Regions from separate parts of the Homo sapiens genome. Here region 2 is linked to region 1. A link is an interaction called in ENCODE POLR2A ChIA-PET data of the cell type or tissue named here. Cell type or tissue: PC-9. All regions are shown on one strand.

The links. ChIA-PET counts read pairs that join two places held together with the same protein. Peaks named below come from ENCODE experiments on the same cell type or tissue, not always from the same donor. Only the 100,000 strongest peaks of a DNase experiment are listed, where the experiment ranks them.
Region 2: POLR2A ChIA-PET joins it to region 1 with 15 read pairs; 2 of 35 experiments call an interaction of 5 or more read pairs at or near these places.

Annotation. Positions count from the first base shown.
Region 1 is chr17:67,975,132-67,983,131 of GRCh38, reverse strand. It overlaps BPTF (bromodomain PHD finger transcription factor), which reads right to left. Exons shown (of 28, transcript NM_182641.4): 27 at 7,174-7,360; 28 at 1-880. The coding sequence ends at 844. It also overlaps the pseudogene RN7SL622P. Among named protein-coding and RNA genes, the nearest start is that of C17orf58, 17 kb to the left of the region's middle. In PC-9, no CTCF peak of the experiment used is centred here; no DNase peak of the experiment used is centred here.
Region 2 is chr17:67,438,194-67,446,193 of GRCh38, reverse strand. All of the region lies in intron 1 of PITPNC1 (phosphatidylinositol transfer protein cytoplasmic 1), which reads right to left. It overlaps LOC124904046 (a long non-coding RNA gene), which reads left to right and starts at 1,863. Exons shown (of 3, transcript XR_007065881.1): 1 at 1,863-1,942; 2 at 2,673-2,877; 3 at 4,526-7,874. RefSeq lists an enhancer at 116-674. In PC-9, no CTCF peak of the experiment used is centred here; no DNase peak of the experiment used is centred here.

The sequences.
Region 1 (8,000 bases):
TTTATTTTGTTTCATATACATCCATAGTTGAATTTTAATACAAAAGAAAAAAATTAGAATCTGACAAATGTTTACAAACAAGATACCTTCAAATAGATTTTACTCATTTTAGCCTGGTGCAGAGTAATTGACAAATTGTACTGTTATATTCAAGGCAACAGAGTCTGTAGTCCAGGACCACTTAGCCCAACCTTTATGCAAGCTTAATTTTAATCTACCATGAACAATAAACTCATTGTTGATTCCCAGTTGTGTGTGTGTGCACATGTGTACATAGCAGCTCCTTTCATAGAAAGAAAAGACATCTAGAGGTCGTCTTGTACTTTTACCTACAGGAATCATGATAAGATACAGATGATTATATGTAACCGGGGCTGGATTTTATAAGAAAAAATAATTAGCTGACAAATGAGGGCAGCAATAAAAAAGCGTCTTTTTTGCAACAATAAATAAATACAGTCAAAAGTTTTCTGTGAGACTCTAAACCAGCTTCTTCACTGAAGAGCAGACGTGGCATTTCCATGGAGTTACACTTGACCCCATAGTATCTTTTTTTCTTGCTTTCTTTTTCTTTTTTTTTCAATAAACAAAGTTTTCTCGCTTCTGCCACAATAGTAAAACCATCTGATCTTGACAAGATAATGGTGTCGTTGACTTTGCTTTTTTCTTGTCCGTTGGACAAAATTGGCCAAGAATATAATTGGACTGTTATGACCAATAAAAACGAAGTTTAGGTCAAGTCTTGTCAGGATAGCCTGACTAAAAACATCTGGCTCCTTAATTTAAAATAGTTCAGACAACCAGATTCTTGCTGTGTTTTATGTTAGGTTAACACGCTGAACTTTAAGAAGCTGTAGACTGCAGTTTGTTGTTATGAGACCTACAGAATATAGAAAAAAGGGAACAATTAAGCACCCTTCATTTTTGAAAACAATGATGCTTTATGCGGATGCCAAGGTCAGTCAGTCTGGGAGAAGCAGCCATGTTCTTTCATTCACCCTTGGCAAGCGAATAGAAAAGAACGATTAAGAAAATTTTAACCTATAATATTAAAACTTTTCACTGTACACTAAACATAATAGCTCACTGGAAAAAGCCAATATTTAAATATATATATATATATATATATATATATATATATATATATTTGTCTAATAAAGATTACAACATTTTCAGCCAACTGGACAAATAGAGGCATTTACAGAAGCATTACCATTGTGGTGAAAGGTGTGTGTGTGTGTGTGTGTGTGTGTGTGTGTGTGTGTTTATTTACATTGATGAGGGGAATATAAAGGGAAAAATTACGCTAAAACAAAAGAAAAAGCAATCTTAAAATCACATTTTTCTATTAAAGTCCAGAAAGTCTCCCTTCTAGTTTCACAGTTTTATTCACAACTTTCATTAGTAAACCAAATTACTGTACAGTTACCAGGACTAAGTCAAAGGACTTTATATTGAAATAGCAGATAAATACAGTATTCCAAGAGTTTACAATTTTTAAATACATTGTTCAACATGGCTGCTAGAGTAAATTTTTTACCACGATACATCTTTAACATTAAAAAATTATATTAACTAATCTGACTTTTTGGGGGGCAATTTTGAATTAGGTAATCACGAGGTACAATAAAACAAAGAGTGACCCCAACATCCAGTTCTGATTCCAGTTAAAAATTCAGACTAAAGATATCACAATCTGTAAGAAAAGAAAGAATATGGATGGTATAAATGATGAATTATAACAAAGTGCAGTAATGAAAACAATGTGCAAACAATGCTGGAGATCATAAAATGGGAAAATATGGCAAAGGAAATTCTGAAAATCCATAAATAAATCAATTTTCAATAACTGGCTAGTTATGTTTCATTCTGCCTTAAATCTGGAAAACAATAGAAATTCCCTAAAAAGGCAACAGCAAGTTGCCCTTATACAACTCTTTACATTGTAATTTTGTTTTGTTTTGTTTTGTTTTGAAACAAGGTCTCACTCTGTAGCACAGTCTGGAGTGCAGTGGCGCAATCACAGCTCACTGCAGCCTCAACCTCCAGGGCTCAGGTGATCCTCCTACCTCAGCCTCCTGGGTAGCTGGGACTACAGGCACATGCCACCATGCCCGGCTAATTTTTTGTATTTTCTGTAGGGATGGGGTTTCCCCATGTTGCCCAGGCTGGTCTCAAACTCCTGGGCTCAAGCGAACTGCCTGCTTTGGCTTCTCAAAGTGTTGGTATCACAGGCATGCACCATTGCACACAGCCTAATTTGTTTATTTAAGCAGAATTGAGCAAACTTCTCAATTCAGCTCCCATGTGCTTTAATGAAAATTATGTCAACTTGAGTATATTTAAAAACTACATAAAATAACCACGTGGCAAGAAGACATCCTAAGTGGCCCCTTCACTGTGCAGGCCCAGCCTAGGCCTCCATCTCTCCTTTACCAATTCCCTTTGTCTTGCCTACAGTCCCCAGGACCTCCAGGCAATTTCCTCTCCTTCATCAGCAGTTGCCAGCAGTCATCCTGTGGGCTCTGCCAGCAAGCTGGCAGCAGGGTAGGATTCACACTCCTTGGCTTCTACCTCACAGTTACCACCAAAGGCCTTCCCAATTTAAAAAAGCAATTTTAGAAACTGAACCAGAGGAATAACCACGATGTACAAATGAAAAAGCATAGAGGGGCTTATAATGAGAAGTTGTGCTCCTCTGTCCTACCTTAACTCCATCTGAAATCCAGGCTCCCTATGATCAATCCCTTTGACTTTTCAGTTCTCTGGGTAGATGTATTTTTCTTTTTGAGATGGAGCCTCAGTGTTGCCCAGGCTGGAGTGCAGTGGCAGGATCTCAGCTCACTGCAACCTCCTCCTCCCAGGTTCAAATGATTCTCCTGCCTCAGCCTCCCCAGTAGCTGGGATTACAGGTGCCTGCCCCCAGGCCCAGCTAATTTTTGTATTTTTAGTAGAGACGAGGTTTTACCATGTTGGCCAGGCTGGTCTTGAACCCCTGACCTCAAGTGATTCACCCACCTCAGCCTCCCACAGTGTTAGGATTACAGGCATAAGCCACCACACCCGGCCTGGGTAGGTTTTTTTTTGTTTGTTTGTTTTCAGACGGAGTCTCACTCTTGTTGCCCAGGCTAGAGTGTAGTGGTGCGATCTGCAACCTCCGCCTCCAAGGTTCAAGTGATTCTCCTGTCTCAGCCTCCCAAGTAGCTGAGACTTATAAGCGTGCACCACCACACCTAGCTAATTTTTTTATTTTAGTGTAGACGGGGTTTCACGATGTTGGCCAGGCTGGTCTTGAACTCCTGACCTTAGGTGATCCGCCCGCCTCGGCCTTCCAAAGGGCTGGGATTACAGGCATGAGCCACTGCGCCCGGCCAGGGTAATTTCTTATACTGCTATTTCTTGTTTTATCAACTTTTGTTTAAGCCCTGCTATGGCAAGGAGAACCAAGCTCACTTAACCATTTCCCAACCTCCCTTTTTTGAGTCCAAGTTTTATTTCCCTATAATTTAAAAATTATATCATTCTATGCTTTGTCTATAGGGTGATTCTAAAAGTCGAAAACCAATGTCATTATTTTTATTATCTTTGAGACGGAGTTTTGCTCTTGTGGCCCAGGCTGGAGTGCAGTGGCGCGGTCTTGGTGCACTGCAACCTCCGTCTCCCAGGTTCAAGTGATTCTGTCTCAGCCTCCTGAGTAGCTGGGATTACAGGCATGTGCAACCACACCTGGCTAATTTTTGTACTTTTAGTAGAGACAGGGTTTCATCATGTTGGCCAGGCTGGTCTCGACTCCTGATCTCAGATGATCCACGTGCCTTGGCCTTCCAAAGTGTTGGTATTACAGATGTAAACCACCGTGCCCGGCCCAATGTCATTATTTACGTTACTACGAAAATGTAAATATTTTTCTCTGTAGCACCTAGTCCTTTGCTAACAGGGCCTTTTTTTTTTTTTTTTTTTTTGAGACAGGGTCTTGTTGTGTCTTCCAGGCTGGAGTGCAGTGGCATGAAGATGGCTCACTGCAGCGTCTACCTCATGGGCTCAATCCTCCCACCTCAGCCTCTGAAGCAGCTGGGACCACAGGTGTACATCACCATGCCTGGCTAATTTTTGTGTTTTGTAAAGATGGGGTTTCCTCATGTTGCCCAGGCTGGTCTAGAATTCCTGGGCTCAAGCATCCTCTTGCCTCAGCCTCTCAATGTGTTGGGATTACAGGCATGAGCCACCGTGCCCAGCTAACAGGGTACACTTACACAACTTTCTGTTTTTAGTGGCGTTTCTAATTGCCTTTCATTTTTATCCCTGACGTTCTTTGGCTTAATCATAGCCTTATGTTTTTCTGTCTTAAACAAATTATCTAATGTATGAGTCATTTTCTTGCTCTACTGAGCCTCTGGGGAGTGCTCCATTCTCCTGCTAGGATTTGGTCTGCTGACATTTTACAGCCTGCTGTATAAATGTCATCTTGGGTCAGAGTAATTCTCATTGCTTTCCTGAACCACTTGTTTTCTGAACTCAAATAAACAAAAATTTCTGGCCGGGCACGGTGGCTCACATCTGTAATCCCAGCACTTTGGGAGGCTGAGGCAGGCGGATCACGAGGTCTGCAGTTTGAGACCGGCTTGGTCAACATGGTGAAACCCCGTCTCTACTAAAAATACAAAAATCAGCTGGGCATGGTGGTGGCTGCCTGTAATCCCAGCTACTTGGGAGGCTGAGGCAGCAGAATTGCTTGAACCCAGGAGGCAGATGTTGCAGCGAGCCGAGATTGTGCCACTGAACTCCAGCCTGGGCAACAGAGTGAGACTCTGTCTCAAAAAAAATATATATATATATATATATTTCTGGCCCAGCACAGTGGTTCACAGCCCCAGCACTTTGGGAGGCCAAGGCTGGTGGGAGGATCGCTTGAGCTCAGGAGTTCAAGATTAGCTTGGGTCATAGCAAGACCCTGTCCCTAAATAAAAAGATACATCATGGCCGGGTGCGGTGGCTCACGCCCGTAATCCCAGCACTTTGGGAGGCCGAGGTGGGCAGAACACCTGAGGTCGGGAGTTTGAGACCAGCCTCACCAACATGGAGAAACCAGGTCTCTACTAAAAATACAAAATTAGCCGGGCGTGGTGGCACATGCCTGTAATCCCAGCTACTAGGGAGGCTGAGGCAAGAGAACCACTTGAATCCGGGAGGTGGGGCTTGTGGTGAGCCGAGATCGCGCCATTGCACTCCAGCCTGGGCAACAAGAGTGAAACTCCGTCTCAAAAAAAAAAAAGATACTTTTTTTTTTTGAGATGGAATCTCCCTCTGTCGCCCAAGCTGGAGTGCAGTGGCGCCTTCTCGGCTCACAGCAAGCTCCGCCTCCCAGATTCAAGTGATTCTCTTGCCTCAGCCTCCCTAGTAGCTGGGATTACAGGCATGTGCCACCACGCCCAGCTAATTTTTTTGTATTTTTAGTAGAGACGGGGTTTCACCGTGTTAGCCAGGATGGTCTCCATCTCCTGACCTCGTGATCCGCCCGCCTCGGCCTCCCAAAGTGCTGGGATTACAGGAAGATACATTATTAAAAGGAAAAAATTTGTTTCCTTATTTTTGACAGCACACTTTTTTTTTTTCTTCTGAGATGGAGTCTCACTCTGACACCAAGGCTGGAATGCAGTGGCGCAATCTCAGCTCACTGCAGCCTGTGCCTCCCGGGTTCAAGCGATTCTCATGCCTCAGCCTCCTGTGTAGCTGAGACTACAGGCGTGCACCATTATGCCTGCCTAATTTTTGTATTTTAAGGAGAGATGGGGTTTTGCCATGTTGGTCTGGATGGTCTTGAACTGCTGACCTCAAGTGATCCACCCACCTTGGCCTCCCAAAGTGCTGGGATTACAGGCGTGAGCCACCATGCCTGGCCAATAGCACACACTTTTTAAAAATACCTGCCAAGAAAGGATGCCCTGAGTCCTCACATGACTGAAAATATATTTATTCTGCCTCTAAACTTGACTGGCTGCACAGACTTCTAGGCTGACAATCATTTTTTCTTAAACTTTTAGATTTATTCTTCCATAATCTTCTAGCACTAAATGTCACAGCAGAAAAATCTGACACCAATCTAATTCTTGTTTTATAGATTGTCGGTTTTATCTAAGAGTTTCTTTTATTCTTAGCATTTGGAAATTTTATAGCGATGTATGTAGGGGTGAGTCTTTTTCCATTTGTCTACCTGGTTTATGATGTTTATCAACTGTCCCCCTTGCTCCACCCACCCCTCATAGAGTGCAGGGGCTTTAATTTATTCACTGCTAAATTCCCAGTATCAGGCACACATCAGGTTCTCAAAAGTTATTTGCTGAGTGAAGGAATTTATTCTGCTAGAATTTAAAGTCCTGTGACAATCATCAGCTCAGGAAATTCTTCTTTTATTCTTATTTTTTTTTTTTTTTTTTTTTTTTTTTTTTGAGACAGGGTCTCACTCTGTCACTCAGGTTGGAGAGCAGTGGTGTAATCACAGCTCACGGCAGCCTTGAACTCCTGGGCACAAGTGATCGTCCTGTCACAGCCTCCTGAGTAGCTAGGACTACAGGTGCATGCCACTATGCCTGGTTAATTTTTTAAATTTTTGTAGAGACATGGTCTCATTATGTTGACAAGGCTGGGATGTTCCCCCCACCTCCTGTGAGAGTCTCATTGTCACCCAGGCTGGAATGCAGTGGTGTGATCTTGGCTCACTGCAACCTCCGCCTCCCAAGTTCAAGTGATTCTTGTGCCTCGGCCTCCCAAGTAGCTGAGATTACATGCGTGCGTCACCACACCTGGCTAATTTTTGTATTTTTGGTAGAGACGGGGTTTCCCCATGTTGGCCAGTCTGGGCTCGAACTCCTGACCTCAGGTGATCTGCCTGCCTTGGCCTCCCAAAGTGTTGGGATTACAGGCGTGAGCCACTATGCCCGGCCACTTCTTGAATTTTCAAAAAAAGACTTTAAGTAGATCAACAACAAACCCAGCAATTTGTCCACTTCTCCTTGGCAGTAGATCATAACCCTGGAGTCTTGATTTATTTATTTTTTTTTTAAAGATATTTAAGGTTAAATTTACCATAAACTGCACTGGTTGAATCGTTAGACAGAATAGTATAAAGAGTGTGAAGAGTTGAATTAATTCAGAATACCGAACCCATCTGCTCACCTGCTAGCTTTGAAGCCTTTCAATTTCTGTACAAAGAATGATTCGAGAACTTCTGCACACTGGTAAAATGGGGAGTCACTTGGATTGTAGTAACGACAGTTATCAAAAATTTTGGTCATATCTGCCACAAATTCCGTCAGCTTTTCATAATATCGTCTTTGTACTCTTTCTTCCATGGTGGCAAGGTCTTAAAAACACAAAATGTAAAACATTTTCAGAGCTTTAAGGTTTTTCCAATGTGAATATTCTCCGAAGTTCTAACAAGTATATATGTTTACTGTGCAAGCAGTCCTGGAGCCAGGCTGGTTCACCCTGGAGGTTATTTTGCAATTCATAAAGAACAAAAGAGTACTTTTCCAATTTTGTTTCTGATTGAGGTTCTAAAATATAAATCCGGGTTGCTGTTAAGGTTCTTTTACTTTCAGGTAACTGCACAGAACCGTTCTTCATTCAAATGGTTTGAAATCAAGGAAACACACCGACATGCTCTATGCATATCTAAGTATAATGCATTTTTACATGCAAACCATTTAGTGTATGTACAAAGATGGGAATCCAGAATTAAGAACAAAATCTCTGTACTAGTGGCTTTATGATCCTGGTATTAGACTTTAATAACATCATTTTGCTTTATTTTTATTGTTACCTTTTATTTGTGACAAAGTGATACTGTCTTACCATTCATGACTGGATTGATAAGTGTCCACTTAAATGTAAGGGAAAAATATCAGCTGATACGAATATTAGTATGTAATAGTACAGGCAATATGCAGAAAGGAGAAAATCATTATGGTGATAGATGGGTGTGATATTGTGAAATATATATT
Region 2 (8,000 bases), 540 kb after region 1:
GCGGGTGGATCATGAAGTCAAGAGATCGAGACCATCCTGGCCAACATGGTGAAACCCCGTCTGTACCAAAAATACAAAAATTAGCTGGGCATGGTGGCGCACGCCTGTAATCCCAGCTACTTGGGAGGCTGAGGCAGGAGAATTGCCTGAACCCGGGAGGCAGAGGTTGCAGTGAGCCGAGATTGTGCCACTGCACTCCAGCCTGGGCGACAGAGTGAGATTCTGTCTCAAAAAAAACCAAAAAAAATACAAAAAAAACAGCCAAAGATACCTAGAGTCTGATTGGAACTTCTGGAGCAATTTAAGCCCTATGCTCCAAATGCCTAAAGAATGGCCTCTATTTATGCACAGTTCAAAAGACCTCATTGCATCAGAAGGCAGCTTCCTGAATGAGATTGCCGCTAATTCTCTCAGCAGGAGAAATCCACTCCCATGAATAACAAAGTTTCGCTCTGTTATTCATAATAAGGATTAAACCCAGTGGGATAAAATGTACAGTTGCCAGGTCATCTTGGGGTAGGGCTGAGTATGGAAAACATGAGTTCTCATTTCTCCCCAACTAACGAATGCCTGGTAGTTGGTGCAGGTAACAGTTTCTTTAAATGCACCTGTCACAATTCCTTTTGCTACTAAAGGAGAAATTAGTTAACAAGGAAAGTACATTGAGAGACAGAACTAAAGCGCTCTACAGAAATATTACCACTGGCCTTTACTCCATGTCACAAGTGTGAATGCAACCCTTCAAAATAATACCTAGTTACTGTTGGGGCTCAGAAAGCGGTATCCCAAAATATGGCGCTTTGACATGCTGAATTGAGGAAGAAGCCTCAATGTATCTCTGATCTTCCTCCCTTTCCCATCATTTCTGTCCTCCCAAAACACAGAATAAAAGTTATTCTCTGGAGTTCCCTTATCTGCCTAACGTCTAGACCTGGCAAAAAAGAAAACAATCACCTCTGATCCATTCCCTCCCTGAGTTTTCATTAACTGAACCCATATCACAGGGCAAAACACTGAAGTCGGTCAACACACCTGGAAAGATTTTTGTCACAAACCATTGTCTGCCCAAACAGACTTTGTCCCAAGCCATTGTATGTTCTTCAAGCTCATTGAATTCCCCTAAAAATCATCTGTTACCTCCCTAAAATCATCCACACTTCCCCATCTCCTTTTCCCCTAAAAAAAACAAGACATATAAACATCTGTACCCCACTAGGATATGGGTAATCACTCTGTGTTCCTCCCTCCTCCCACAGCGCACACTAATACACTTATATACCTTGCCTTCTTTTTTTTTGAGACCGAGTCTCGCTCTGTCGCCCAGGCTGGAGTGCAGTGGTGCGATCTTGGCTCACTGCAACCTCCGCCTCCTGGGTTCAAGAGATTCTCCTGCCTCAGCCTCCCGAGTAGCTGGGATTACAGGCACATGCCACCACGCTCGGCTAATTTTTGTATTTTTAGTAGAGACAGGGTTTCACCATGTTGGCCAGGCTGATCTCGAACTCCTGACCTTGGGCGATCCTCCTGCCTCAACTTCCCAAAGTGCTGGGATTACAGGCGTGGGCCACCGCGCCTGGCCAGCCTTCTCTTCTATTAATCTGCTTTTTGTCAGTTGATTTTTCAGCAAACCTTCAGGGGACAAAGGCAAAGTTTTTTCCTTAGCCCTTGCATTACATAAAACTAAAAGAGTCTCCAGTCTGTCCCATTGCCCAAAGGCTGCCTCTCTGTCCCAGGCCTAGATTTTCCTCTGCTCACCCCCCTCCGCCACCCAGTCCCCACTCCAGATAAAACAATCTGCTCACCACATGTTGGACACATGATTTACAGCTTCCTACTTACAGACTTTCTCTGCCAAAATCCGTATTCCTCCTTCATAACTTGCTTCCAAGAGCTTCCCCGTGATCTCGGCCTATTGTGATCTCTTCTTTCCACCAGGTTCATGGTGAGTTTGCAATCAATTACAATGTTCATGTTCTTCCTTTAATAATTATATGTGAAGTGACAGTAAGGTCTAGGATTTGCTTCCAAACAATCCAGGGATGGGGGTAGCAGAGCGGGGCAGTATGACAAGAAACCTGATGAACCCACATTGTTCTAGTTGGATGATGGGTACATGTGGGTTCATCAGGCTGTTCTATTTTTGCTACAATTTTAAAGTTTCCATAGTAAAAAATCTGAAAATAATGACAGAGTTGTAAAGCTGGCTAATGACAAGACCAAAAGCCAAATCCAGGTTCTCCTGATTTTAAGACCAGTGTCGGCCGGGCGCAGTGACTCACGCCTGTAATCCCAGCACTTTGGGAGGCTGAGGCAGGCAGATCACCTGAGGTCAGGAGTTCGAGACCAGCCTGGCCAACATGGCAAAACCCCGTCTCTACTAGAAATACAAAAATTAGCCAGGCGTGGTGGCAGACGCCTGTAATTCCAACTACTCAGGAGGCTGAGGCAGGAGAATCGCTTGAACCCTGGGGGCAGAGGTTGCAGTGAGCCAAGATCACACCACTTCACTCCAGCCTGGTCAAAAGAGTGAGAATTCCCCCTCAAAAAAAAAAAAAAAAAAGACCAGTGTCCTCTCTGCCTATTGTCCTCTGTGCTTTTGTTTTTCATGGATTTTTTATGGTTGCTGTTCCTGCCTTTTTCACTGTGTCAAATTGTATTCATTTATTCATTAGACATGAAAAGCCCCGGTTGCTCGCCTCAAGGAGCTGGCAGTGGAACTAGGGACACCGGTAAACAGATAAATCACAGTCGAAAAATGAATGCAACCACCAAGATATGAATTGAGTGGAAACGAACAATTTCCTATGGGAAAACAGAACAAAGAAGCCTGCTTGCGAGAGTCTAAGAAGTCTGCCCAGCCAGTCAGGGATATCTGAGGTGAAACTTGAGAGCTAACAGGAATATTTTAGGTGAAGGGGCTTGGAGACACAATTCAGGAGACAGGGGCACAATTCAGGCAGACAGCAGAGCATGGACAAAGGTGCAGTCTGGCAGAAGTTTGATGAGGCAAGAGAGGTGGGAACAGGGCCAGACAGGGCAGGCGCCCTGGTGGGTTAGGTGGGGGCCAGATTGTAAAGGGGCTTCAACGCCAAACCGAGGGGGCTGAATTTTCGCTCCCAGCAGTCTGGATTAACAAGAAAGTGACATGATCACTGGTCGTCTGTTAGGAAGGTAACTGGCAGCTGTGTAGGTCAGAGCCCGCGGGGACTTTTGTAATAGACCAGAGCCTGGATTAGTGTGAGAGCTGGAGGTATTGCCTAGGTGTAAAATTTAAGAGGGTGCCTCAAACCTCAGCAATACAGATAAATATTATTTTAATGCATTTTTTTTAGTTTTTCTGGGACAGAGTCTTGCTCTGTTGCCCAGGCTGTAGTGCAGTGATGCAATCCCAGCTCACTGCAACCCTTCGTCTCCTGGTTCAAGCAATTCTCCTGCCTCATCCTCCAAAGTAGCTGGGACTACAGGTGCACACCACCATGCCTAGCTAATATATATATATATTTTTGTATTTTTGGTAGAGACAGGGTTTTGCCACGTTGGCCAGGCTGGTCTCAAACTCCTGGGCTCAAGTGATCCACTTGCCTCAGCCTCCCAATATGCTGGGATTACAGGCGTGAGCCACCACGCCCAGCCATAATGCATTTTTTTTTAATCAAAATGAATGCAAAGGAAATTCACGATGAAAATACATCCAAATTCTAAATAAAGATATGCTTGTTCTTGTTTGTTTTAGGGCCCTGCCTTCTTCCCCACTGGCTGCAGAATGCCCATCCCACCCTCGTCATCTCCCACCACCTCATCCACTGGGCGGGCTTACGAGGGTTGACAATAATAGGATTACAGATTGGACAACATGAGACTTTACTCATAGTCAACTTTTTTTTTCATTGTAGAGCTTCATTAACTTTTCCACTTGGTCCACAATATGGGAGGATATTTTCATGCATATATATATATATATATATATATATATATATATATATATATATGCTTATTTTCCCCTGATCCAGCTCCAATATGGTTTGGCAGGGCAGTGCAATCAACATAGCAATAAATGAGGAGAGGCAGTCCTAAAGCAATAGTAAAAGTTTAGATGGTTAAAGAGGAGAAACCAGATTCAAGCAACATTTCTGGGGCAGAAATGAAAGAATGTGGAAATACAGCAGGTGCATGAGGCTGAGGCTCAGCTTGGGCTCAGCAGAGTTTATTCTACTCAACTAAATCACAAACGCTTCAGGGGTTACAATCCCATTCTCCTATTCTTCTGTATCATTTTGCACCCAGCTCAGTAAGTTCCTGTTAACTAATTAAGTGGAAAAGAAGAGCTTAAATCCAAGGCATACATGACTGAAGCCAGGCGTGTGCAGTTCCTACTTCATACAGCCTCTCTTGCCGAACAGCAGGGCGCACTGATGAATATTCAAAAAGTAACAACTATTAATGACGACTAAGACCCTCAAAGTGTAATAAGTTATTTTAGTGACACTCTTCTGTCACTTTTCCCCATCTAATTTCACATTCTTAGGAACAGGGAGAAGAATAATTGACGTCGGGGCTTGGCTTTATGGTCTTTACAGCTGTGATCGGATTAGAAGAAAGGCTGACAAAAGTGTTGTTTCCATCCGCCTTTTACAATCGGAGAGAATGAATGAGCTGCTTTCCAGTTTTCTGTTCCAAGTATTAACTGGATTCCCACTTCACTTTGCTTCCGTGATTTCTCCTCTGCTTATGTTAGCTTCCGTCTCACACGATATGTACATAGCCCCATCTCTGCCGAGCAAATCAGAGGCTGAGCTCTGGGCTGTGGACAGTGTCAGTGACAACAAGGGTGAGTCGTCCTCAGATGAATCATCAGGTGTGGGAAATGCGTTTGAGACACTCAAAATAACTGGGGACTGATGGGTGGCGGGGGGGGGCTTAATAAATACAAGCCTGCGAGACCTAACTTCTACACGTCTTCAGAAGGCTGAGTTGCTTTGAGAGGGAGATACAGAAGATGACAATTTGCTGCCAGTGGCTGGTCCCAGACAAGGAGCTGTGACTAAACAGGAAATCAGTTACTTAGCAGTTGAGCGGATGTTTGAGTGTTCAAAGCACAGGCACAATAGCTATACTCTGATATGTCCTGTAAAGTTAAAAACAAAGCCAGGTTAACCCTGACAGATGCACCCAAGACTGATACACTTAGGTACTACCTGGTTGCATCGCCTGGGGATCTTAATACTCTGTGAATCATTATGAATTATAATATTTAAAGCTGTTGTTTATTTGGTATTTATTGGGTGTCATAATGTTCCCAGTGCTACACAGGCGTAATTTTTAAACCACCCCAAAAGTCCTGCAAGAGGTTAGGCGTGATGGCTCACGTCTGTAATCCTAGCACTTTGGGAGGCTGAGGTGGGCAGATTTCTTGAGCCCAGGAGTTAAGAGACCAGCCTGGGTAACATGGCAAGACCCCTATCCCTATAAAAAAAATTTTTTTTCAAAAAAAAAATCAGCCAGGCATGACGGTGCATGCCTGTAGTCCCAGCTACTTGGGAGACTAAGGTGGGAGGATTACCCAAGCTTGGAGAGGTAGAGACTGCAGTGAGCCATGATGGCACCACTGCACTCCAGCCTGGGCAATGGAGTGAGACCCTGTCTCAAATAAATAAATAAATAAATAAATAAATAAATAAATAAATAAATAAATAAAAAGTCTTGCAAGAGAAAACATCTCCATTTTTCAAAAGGAAGTTACAGAGGTTGAGTAATTTGCCTGATTTCACTAAGTTGGTCATAACAGAGTTTGGATTCAAACCCAGAGCAAACGAAGGCTTAGAGGGACTAGCAACTTTTCCTTTTGAGGTCTAGATGATCTTACTTTTTGTTATTAGGGGTCAAGGCCAGGATTAGAAGGAGACAAGTGAGGTTGCGTTTGCCAGTGCGGGGTTAGAGCCTGTCTTTAGCATTTTGATATTTTGTTCATTGTAGAGTATTGTGCATTAATTTTTATTTTTTAAAAATATTGCATCAAAATATTATTTACCCTGATTTTTAGTTTTTTGGTGCCATCTTAAATTTTGAGCCCAAGGGCTAGTGTTTTACTAGCCTCACTATTCTCTAGGCTTTGCTCAAGGCTACAGACAATCTGTGATCACCTGAATTAAGCCAACAGACAGTTCTCATTTCAGACAGACTTTTCATCTTCCTCCTGCCTACCTCATACATTTTACATCCCAAATTACTGCCTACTGGGAAAGAAGGTTTTGGGTTTGTTTTAACTTGTTTGTTTGCTTTTTTGTTTGTTTGTTTGTTTTTCTTTATCTTTTTCCTTGATTCATCACCGGCTGAGATACATACTATATAAACAAGAAATGTGGCAAAAGGTGGTATATCAAGAAACGGGATGCCAAAAATTTCACACAATCCGTGAACACATTTAAGCATACTTAAAAAAGAAATGTCCATCTCATCAACAAAAAATAAGTATGTAAGGTGAGAGATATGTTAATTAGCTTAACATAATAATTCAACAATGTATTCACATATCAAAATATCACCTGGTATATTATAAATATATATAATTTTTCATTTTTCAATAAATGAATGAGTGAAATGTGGAAGAGTAATGTCAGGCCCCCGCCCAAGGCTGGAGAACATATCTTTTTCTATGAGAAATTTTCTTCCATAATTGTCAGATCTTCAAACATCTGCTTCACAGAAGTGTCTCAGAGCCCTATCACAGATACAAGATTAAATAAATACCATAAGCTGAGGCTGTGGGTTGTCACTGGCAGCTGGAGGGACAAAAGTCATCTTTTTATTCCTAACCTTTTGTTTCTGCAAATGTAGTCTATTATGACATGCACAGGTATTAGGAGGGTGACGGCCATGCCAATAGCAAACACAGCTGTTTTGAATCCTATTCTGTATTTTTTATTAACTAAATACAGTGCTTGGTAAAATAAAATAAAATCAACATTAGGAGGCTCATCAATTACACAGGAGAGAAATGGTTACATAGAAATTGACATCATCCAGGTAATATATGCCTAATCAATTTCCTAAGCAAATCAGATGCTTCTGGGCTGAATTAAAGAAACACCTTTAATTAATTCAGCACCTACTGTGTGTCCGAAACCAACCAGAAACTTGTGGCCCAGGTTTCCTAGGAGAAACTGATGACCAATAAGCTACTGCCATTTGGACCTGTATTTTGTGGAGAGTGCAGGTCATTTTTTTAATTTAAAAAAGTGCTCAATTGCAGTCCCTTTCTACAGGACAGGCCAAGGGAAACGGATGGGAGCAAAGCAGGTGGATCTCTGGCAGGATTACAATCAAATTAAATGCGCATGGCCTGGAGTTTTCTTTTCAGCACTTTCAACTCAGAATAGTAGCCGTAAGTCAGCAGCAGTACTGCTTTTTGTTGCTGGGGCAGAGTATTATACCTCAGGGTTGCTTCTTCAGTTCTAATTTGACCTAATGAACATTTAAAAGAGAGGAAGGAAAAGTTACTTCTGAGTCCAGAAAACTGGATGGTAAAAGATCATATTCTAAAATTCACACATTCTGTGCATTAGAAAGTCACTTAGGCCCAGCTGGGCACGGTGGCTCACGCCTGTAATCCCAACACTTTAGGAGGCCGAGGCAGGCAGATTACTTGAGGCCAGGAGTTCAAGACCAGCTTGGCCAACATGGTGAAACCCTGTCTGTACTAAAAATACAAAAATTAGCCAGGCATGGTGACAGGTGCCTGTAATCCCAGCTACTGGGGAGGCTGAGGCAGGAGAATCTCTTGAACCCAGGAGGCAGAGGTTGCAGTAGCGGAGATCACACCACTGCACTCCAGCCTGGGCGATAGAGCGAGACTCTGTCTCAGAAAAAAAAAAAAAAAAAAAGTCACTTAGAACTCTGTTCTCTTTATCCAAATTCTAACAAAGATCTTACAACCCAGAACAGCTTAGAAGGCACACAGCGGAATGATGGTGGCTGCACTGACTAGAGGTCTATGTGCTGCA